3 separate regions of the Homo sapiens genome follow, and all the other regions are linked to region 2. A link is a loop called in an ENCODE intact Hi-C map of the cell type or tissue named here. Cell type or tissue: CD14-positive monocyte. All regions are shown on one strand.

Region 1 (2,500 bases), 100 kb before region 2:
AGACTGTGACACTAAAAATGGAAGTTTTAGAGATGGGACATTAGAGCTGAAAAGAATCCCTGAATTGTAATCAAACCCCGTCTCCCTAAAGTAACTGGAGCAGAAAGGTGACTCATCTGAGATTAATCAGTAAATTCATAAAAGAGATGCTAATTTGCATTGGAAACTCACATGTTCTTTCTCAGCATCAAACAGGAAATCGTGTTGACTGATCCTCAGGCCACACCTGCTTAGAAACAGTTCCTTAATCTGTAGCAGTGTCTGGTTCAGGGAACCAGAGAGCAATCTGAGGTCAGGGATTTTATCTGGGGCCTTGGTTCTGCTCCCTGCTTCTGGTGTCATCTCTGAGCAAGTAACTTTCCTCTGCCATTGCTTATTACCTGTGCTTGGTTGGCAGGCTAGTGGTGGATGGTGGACGTAGCCCAGGAAAGTTGAGAATAAATGTCATTGCAGTTATGAAGTCATAAATCAGAGTCTAGCACCCTCGTTTTGCAAATGCAGAAACCAATTTATCCCAAATTCACTAAACAAGTAGGGACTTGAACCTCGGCTACTTGACTCCTAGTTCAGTGCTCTTCCTCCTGCATAAAAAATCTCATATGACTTATAAATAAGGAAGAATAAAAAAGATTAAGAGAACATGATTGTGGTAATAAACATCTGGAACTTGTTTGCCTGTGAGGTTACATAGGGTAAATGTATAAACAGGTTCAAAAGGGGAATTAGATCATGAATGGTAGGAAAGAATGCTGGGCAGGGAGTCAGTGCACCTGGGTTTAATCTTTAGATGGGAGCTAATTTGGACCTAAGTTTCTTCTAAATATAATGGTCCCTTTCATTAATGACTTGCCATGCTTCCTGGAGTTTAATCTCTGCAACGTGTTATCAAAGCATTCTTGGTAATGTTGAGGGGATACTTCCAATTTTGTAATAAGGCAACTCTGAGGACTACCGTCCTGCTCCCTTTCCTTCATTTGTTCCTTCAACTGATAGTCTTTGAGCATCTATGCAGGGTCCCATACTAGTTTTGCTCTCTCAGGAAACGGCTATGCCAAGATGCTGGCTAGAGTGGCCTTTGCCTATGTTCCTCTAATACAGAATTGTACTCAATATGTTCTGGGAAAACAAAATGTAGCTCTTATATATAAAGCATTTATGAACACAGAGTCACTGTGTCAATGTTGGCAGTGATAATAGCTGTTCTCACTGCTGCACCTGTTTGTCCCTGGGCCCAGCTGGTGTTTCCTTCCTACGTGGTCGTCCTCCCCCAGACTTTGGAGCCCTTGAGGACCTTGATCAGACCTCATGCCTTGATGCTTTCCTCCACTGTAAAAGAATATTGGGAGCCTTTGCAAAGGAGTGTCCGGATATGCCAGACTATTGCTTCCCTTGTGGCTGTGCACATGCTCTCTTCCCTCTGAAAGGGCAAGTGTAACTCATCATCCTGCCCTGGGAGGAAGTGTGAAGGGACTTTTGTGGTGAGTGATGAGTTGACCATCACTGTCTCTGGGCTGTGGTTACAAGCAGGAAGTGGCCATGGCTGGGCTGTGGAGTTAAGACAAAGGCAGCAGGGTGTGTGGTTGTGCACATCATAGGCATTTACCTTACAGAACATCAGCTGTCCCCCATCCTTAATGTAAATGATGTCACTATATCTATCTTGAGCATCAGGATTTCGTGACATAAAGAATATAAAAGCAATGTCTGGTATATAATAGGTAATCAGTAATTGGTGGATTATTTTCAGTAGTGATAAATCTCCTCTAAGCATCATATCATAGATACAGTATGAAAATCAAGAAAGATTTGAGAAGGATCGTCAGGCTCAGAGAAGACAGCACAGGCTGACTGGAGGAAATTCACAAACACTGAAGGGCATCGTACTACAAGTTTCTTAGTTGTTAGACTGGTATTCTATTCATCACACTCTGCTTCTAAAAAGTAAAAGCATCACTTTCTGTGATCCAGGTCATTTCCCATTCATGTTATCCTATTTGAACCAACAACTGCAAAGGTGAGCAGCCTCCTTTTATGGAGCAGAAGGCCAAAGCTTGGAGGATGTAGATTATTGCTGAAGGATACCAGATTGGTGGCAGAGTCTGAATTCCCCAGGACTTAACCATGGTGTGTCCAGCTCTTCTTACAGAAACTCTCACCATGGCCAATGTCAGCACAAGGCTGAGGCCCTTACTAGAGTCAGGTCATTGTTGGTGATCCTTTACCCCAAATCTCAGAATCTCGAGATTTGCTCAGACCCTGTGACATCATAGCTACCCTTTACCTTGTCGTTGATTCTTCATTTAGTATTTCTTTTCTATAGTTAAGTTCTTGTCTCTCCCTTAAAAAAAAAGATACACACACACACACACACACACACACATACACATATATACATATAAATATATTTGGTTGTATATTTTTGTTGTTACAAAGGGGCTTAAAACACCCAACTATATTAGCGCTTTGATCTTTTCTTCTGTGCATATTTGTGTCTGTATAT
Region 2 (2,500 bases):
CCATTTATTCACAGCTTTCTATGTGCCAAGTACTCTGCCAAGCCCTTTACATTCATTTCTCCAATTTACTCCTAATAACAACCCTATGAAGAAGGTGCTTGCTATCCTGTCCATTTTACAGATGGGCAAACTGAGACTCAGAAATGGGCAGTGACTTTCCCAAGGTCTTAGAACTTGTATGGGCTAGTGTTGAGATTTAACTCTAATGTCAGGGCTCCTAGCAACTGTTCTGTATGCCCCCTGTGCAGACCACCTCCTATGCTAGTGAGGTTCCATTTCAGTTGCATCTTGAAGGGTAAGTATGAGTCTGCTGGGCAAATTGGCTGCCGTCAGCATGATGGTGGGAGGAATTGTAGAGTGTGACGATATGGTTTGGAGGTTGCAAAAAGGCATCTTAGACAAAAGGAGACAACATGGGCAAAGAAACGGGTTGAAAACAGCATTGTGTCTAGGGCAAACAAATGGAAGATGATTTCTTCTCACCCATCTTAGTAGAGAAATTCTACAGGGGATCTGTAACCCTGACGATCCGTTGCAATCAGAACCTTTGGGTGACTGTTGAGTCTTTAGACATCATACAGGAAAATCTTGGTGGAAAGAAAAATTATAGCTGGCCCTTGTGGATTTTGTAGTTTTGGGCCAGGAAGACTAAAAACAATCTCAATTCTGGTCTCAGGAAGAGGAGTGAGAGTATGGGTCTGCCCAGTGGCTGAGTGGGTAGGTGAACTGGCTGGGTTAGCTGCTGCTGTTGGGGAGGGGGAGTTTCTATTTCTTTCTCTCCCCTTCAGATCTTTCTCCTTGCTTTTCACATACCCATCTTTCTCCTTGCTTTCCACATATACTGACTGAACATTACCTGTGTGTCTAGTTTGGCGCTGTGGTAGATACATGGATAAAGTAGGTCTGACCCCTGCTCTCAAAGTATCTACAGTCTAGGAGGGAAAATGGAATATTTTGATAGATATGCTCATTGATATGCTAATATTGACAGATATGTTAATATCTATGGATATGTTCCATTTCCCCTCCTAGACTGTAGATAATCATCAGAGGGTTGCATCATTTACAAAGTGCATTTAGTTGGATATACATATTTAGGAACCCATGTGTGGCCAGGTGTGGGAAAGCAGAGATAAATGTTGCAGAATCCCTGTTTCCGAGAAGCCGAATTATAGGAGAGGAACTCCTGAAGCAGAGTGTTATGGGGGAAGCATGTGAAAGGCACCGAGGAGCACTGAGGAAGGAGGGGAGGAGTTAGGGAAGCCACAGACATGTTTCATCCTTAAAGCCAGGCCTTTATCCTGCCAGAGACAATCCCATTCATGTTTCATTTTGATGGTCTTTGAAGAAATAAAATTTGGATTGATTATTTCAGAATCCTTCATGACTGTGAAATCCATATGATGAGCTCCATTTTTCCATTGAAGGAACAGAGGCCCAGAGCAGTGAAGTGACTCACTCAAGGTCAAACAGCTGGCACATGGCCAAGCTGGGCTAACCAGGTCTTTTGACTCATGTTCTTTCTGAGACGGCCCACTGCCTCTACAAGGGAGAGAGTGACAAGTGCCTTGTGCCCATGCACCATCTACTTTTAGCTCTTTCCTTGGACCAAGGCCCAGAAAGTGCCCCGTTGTGTCACATCTGTTCAAGCCTGTGGGTGATCTGTGGGCTCTGGCTTAATCCGGTAGAAGGATTTAGTAACATAGGTTGCCTGGCCTCTCAGTGGGAGAGCTGGTTAATCTCCCACAATCCTTGTTGTTCCAGCTCCTTCCCTTAGTTACGCTGATTGGACTGAGGCTTGGAGCCCCATTTTGGGGTCTTTGAAAAGTGAATGGCAGCAGTCACTCTGAAGGTTTCCCTGAAGATGCATTGAGATTCAGGGCTTAAATGGGGCACAGGGTAAAGCTGCCTTGTCCCAGGCAGTGAGGCATACAAAAGTGGGTGGGGTTCTCTGAAGCAGTTGCAAAAAAAGGGAAGGAAAGGGCATCCACACTGACTGAGTTAGCACATTGTGCATAGCATAGCAAATTTACATACATTTGAGAGGAAACATTCACCGCCAAAGGACATGAAGATTTTGCAGTAAGCTTCAAAGACTCGTCTTGATGATATAGTCACTTCCTTGTCATTTTTTTCTGCTAGAATAGCAATCTCCTTAAAATGATGTAGGTGAAAGCATCCTGTTCCATGCCCACCTGGAAGCCCCTCTCTCGTGTTTCACAGATGGATGGGAGGAAAGTGGTGCAGAGATGTCAAGCAAGATCACAGAATTAATCATTGCAGAAGAGACTTGAATTTAGGGCTTGGACTCCAGGACAGCATGTGGGACAAACGGAACACTTCTAAGGCCACTGAGCCCTTAGGAGGAGGGTAGAGTTGGGGGGTTCATGCCCAATACATGGGCATGTTTGCTGAATGCATACAATCCAGATGAGATGGGTGGGGGCAAAGAGACTGCTTGGCCCAGTGCTAGGCTCTGTGGTCAGGTGCTCACAGAGAC
Region 3 (2,500 bases), 48 kb before region 2:
GGAAGGAAGATTTCCACTATGGAAGAAAGCTCTAGACTAGATTTCAGGAGGTTTAGGGGACTCAAGCCAGCTGTGCCGCTTACTGGCCGTTTGACTCTGGAAAAGTCAGTTCACCTCTCTACGCTTCACTCATCATTCATTCATTTACTCTGTCATTCAATAAACATTTCTTGAACCCCTCCTGTGGGCCTGGCATGGTACTGATGCCTGAGAACTTCTAACCAGACAGCCCCTGCCGTGGAAGAACTCACCGCCTTGAGAGGGAAACAGACAAGTCCAGAGATTGTGAGTGGACTCCAAACTATTTTGGGCTGTGAACAAAAACCCCCAGAGGAACTTGTCAACAGGACCACAGTTAACTCTGTTGGAGCCTTTGTGAAAATTTGAAAAAGGCACCCCTTTTTGTGGGTGACTATAGCTCCATGGCAGGATGCCCAGCTTGGCAAGCAGAGCACAAGTGGAGATTTTTCACCCTTAGTTGTCCCCTAGGCTGGTTGCTCTTGCCTGGTGAGGCATCTGTAGCCCAGAATGTCAAGATTGAGACATAAAGGTCCAATAGAGGCTAAGTTGGAGGAGCCCACTTCAGGCTGAGGAAAAAAACTCATGCAGAAACTTCAGGCTTGGGGAGGAGTTTCTCACACTTGGGCACCTGGATGCGGTTCAGTGTGATCACAGTCAGTGGCATATGGGAAAAGTGAAGAGAGATGAGATTAGGAAGATTGGCAAGGGCTGTTTATTACTCATTCGTTAAATAAATAGATATTGAACATCATTCCAAGTTGAGTGTTGTAAACACTAGGGAAATAGCAGTGAACAAAATAGACAAAATCTTGTGCCCTTGAAAGTCTCACATTCTGGTGAGATCCTGATGGGCCTCCACCTATAGAAGGGCATATTAATTTCTGCCCAGTGTTCCTTGTAACATTGTGTGAGTCCCCAAATGAGATAATGCGTGTAAAAGCCCTCTGAGAACTGGGAACATCTGGATTATTCTTATGAATAATCACTTTTAACTTTAATCTGTGTGACCAACACTAATGCCTAAGAATTTGGAAGCCTGTTCTTGACACCAGGCACCTACCTGACCCTTCCTTCTGGGAAGAAGACACTTTTGGTCGTGATGCTGCAGGAACTGTCTGGGTCAGCTGAGATGGCTGGCTGGCCCCTGACTTCCCTGGCCTGTTTAGGAATCTACCAGCACATCCTCAGGGTATGGTACCTGTAGTGGTTAAAGGCTCTTTCTCTTCTGAGTGAAATACAGATGGAGACAAGACAGTCACTGAAAAATTATGAGCAAAAGAGAAGCTCTCTCTATGGGGTAAAAGTGGGTTGAGGGACTTCAAGAAGCCTTGTCGGGTTGTTTCCAGGTTAGGCACTGGGTCTGGCTTGATCGGTAGGTCTGATTCAGGTGAAAGGCTGGTTTCTAGGCATGGGGAACTTGGCCTCCCCCTTACTGTGAAACTTTGGGCAAACCACTTCCCCTTTCTGGACTCTAGCTCCTTCCTCTGTTAACCAGGAGGTTGCACATATTTGAACTTTAACAACAGAGCCTTTTGAACTCTCCTATAAAACCCTAGTTTATAAACTAGATTAAAGCAGTGGTGCTGTGGTTGAAGCGAGGATGGGGACCCAAGGTTCTCCTTCTTCTGCCTCCACCTTGTCCTGCCTCCTGCTCTCAGGACTTCTGTCTCCACCAGATATTGCCCTGGAGTCACTGAGAAATTTCTTATAAAACAAATGGATTAGATCGTTTTTTTTCTCTCTCTAATTGAGTTCCTTGGGCCTCCAGGCTCAGGGTAGGGGTGAGGGCAATTTAAAAGTTCTGCGGTAATTTGTATAAATTTGTGTTTACATTGAAATGATTATCCAAACCTCTTCTCATTCAATATAAAACAATCGGAATTATTTAAGGACCCTTCCCCTCGATTTCCATTTATAGACATGAGGTTTCAGCAGTCCTGTTTGAATTTGTGTTTATGGCTCTAGCAGCACCACGAAAACATCTGGAGTATTAGCATTTAACTTTCCATGTGGTGTGTTTCCCAAATTGGGAAATTAGAGAGTTTTTTTTTTCTTTAAAAGGAATGAATTTGTTAGGAGACAATGGCATAAACAAGATAGGAATTTATTTCTCTCTCAAATAAAAAGTCGAGGTAGGTGATCCAGAGCTAGAACGATGGCTCCACAATCATCAAGACCCCTGCTCTTTCCCTCATGTTGCTCTGTAGTGCTCAACACTTGACTTCCACCTTGTGATCCAAGACTGCAGCTCCAGCTCCTGCCATCAAGTCTGCATTCCATCCAGCAGGAAGGAGGAAAGGGGGAGAGCCTACTGTTTTCTTTCAGGGACAGAAGTTGCCCAAATCACTTCTTTTCACATCCTATAATTTGGTCATATGGCTACACCTAGCTGCAAGAAATCTCTTTAGCTGCAAAGTCTTGCGACCAACTAAAAATTCTATCACTATGTAAAAGAAGAGAACAGATAAAGGGGGCAAAT

Evidence for each region. Hi-C counts contacts between places; a loop is a spot of excess contacts. Peaks named below come from ENCODE experiments on the same cell type or tissue, not always from the same donor. Only the 100,000 strongest peaks of a DNase experiment are listed, where the experiment ranks them.
Region 1: a loop joins it to region 2, with 3 times the contacts of the local background. A loop is called at or near these places in 3 of 110 quality-filtered maps.
Region 3: it touches region 2 in a loop (2.8-fold over the local background); 7 of 110 quality-filtered maps call a loop at or near these places.

What each region holds. Positions count from the first base shown.
Region 1 is chr1:56,524,687-56,527,186 of GRCh38, reverse strand. The region is part of intron 2 of PLPP3 (phospholipid phosphatase 3); the gene reads left to right. Among named protein-coding and RNA genes, the nearest start is that of PLPP3, 54 kb to the left of the region's middle. RefSeq lists an enhancer at 1,177-1,456. In CD14-positive monocyte, no CTCF peak of the experiment used is centred here; DNase peaks (open chromatin) are centred at 226 and 1,486; H3K27ac peaks cover 661 bases; H3K27me3 peaks cover 977 bases.
Region 2 is chr1:56,424,415-56,426,914 of GRCh38, reverse strand. All of the region lies in intron 1 of LOC124904185 (a long non-coding RNA gene), which reads left to right. Among named protein-coding and RNA genes, the nearest start is that of LINC01767, 11 kb to the right of the region's middle. In CD14-positive monocyte, no CTCF peak of the experiment used is centred here; DNase peaks (open chromatin) are centred at 1,504 and 1,964; H3K4me3 peaks cover 1,681 bases; H3K27ac peaks cover 1,983 bases.
Region 3 is chr1:56,472,019-56,474,518 of GRCh38, reverse strand. The region is part of intron 1 of LOC124904185 (a long non-coding RNA gene); the gene reads left to right. Among named protein-coding and RNA genes, the nearest start is that of LINC01767, 58 kb to the right of the region's middle. In CD14-positive monocyte, no CTCF peak of the experiment used is centred here; a DNase peak (open chromatin) is centred at 1,458; H3K4me3 peaks cover 821 bases.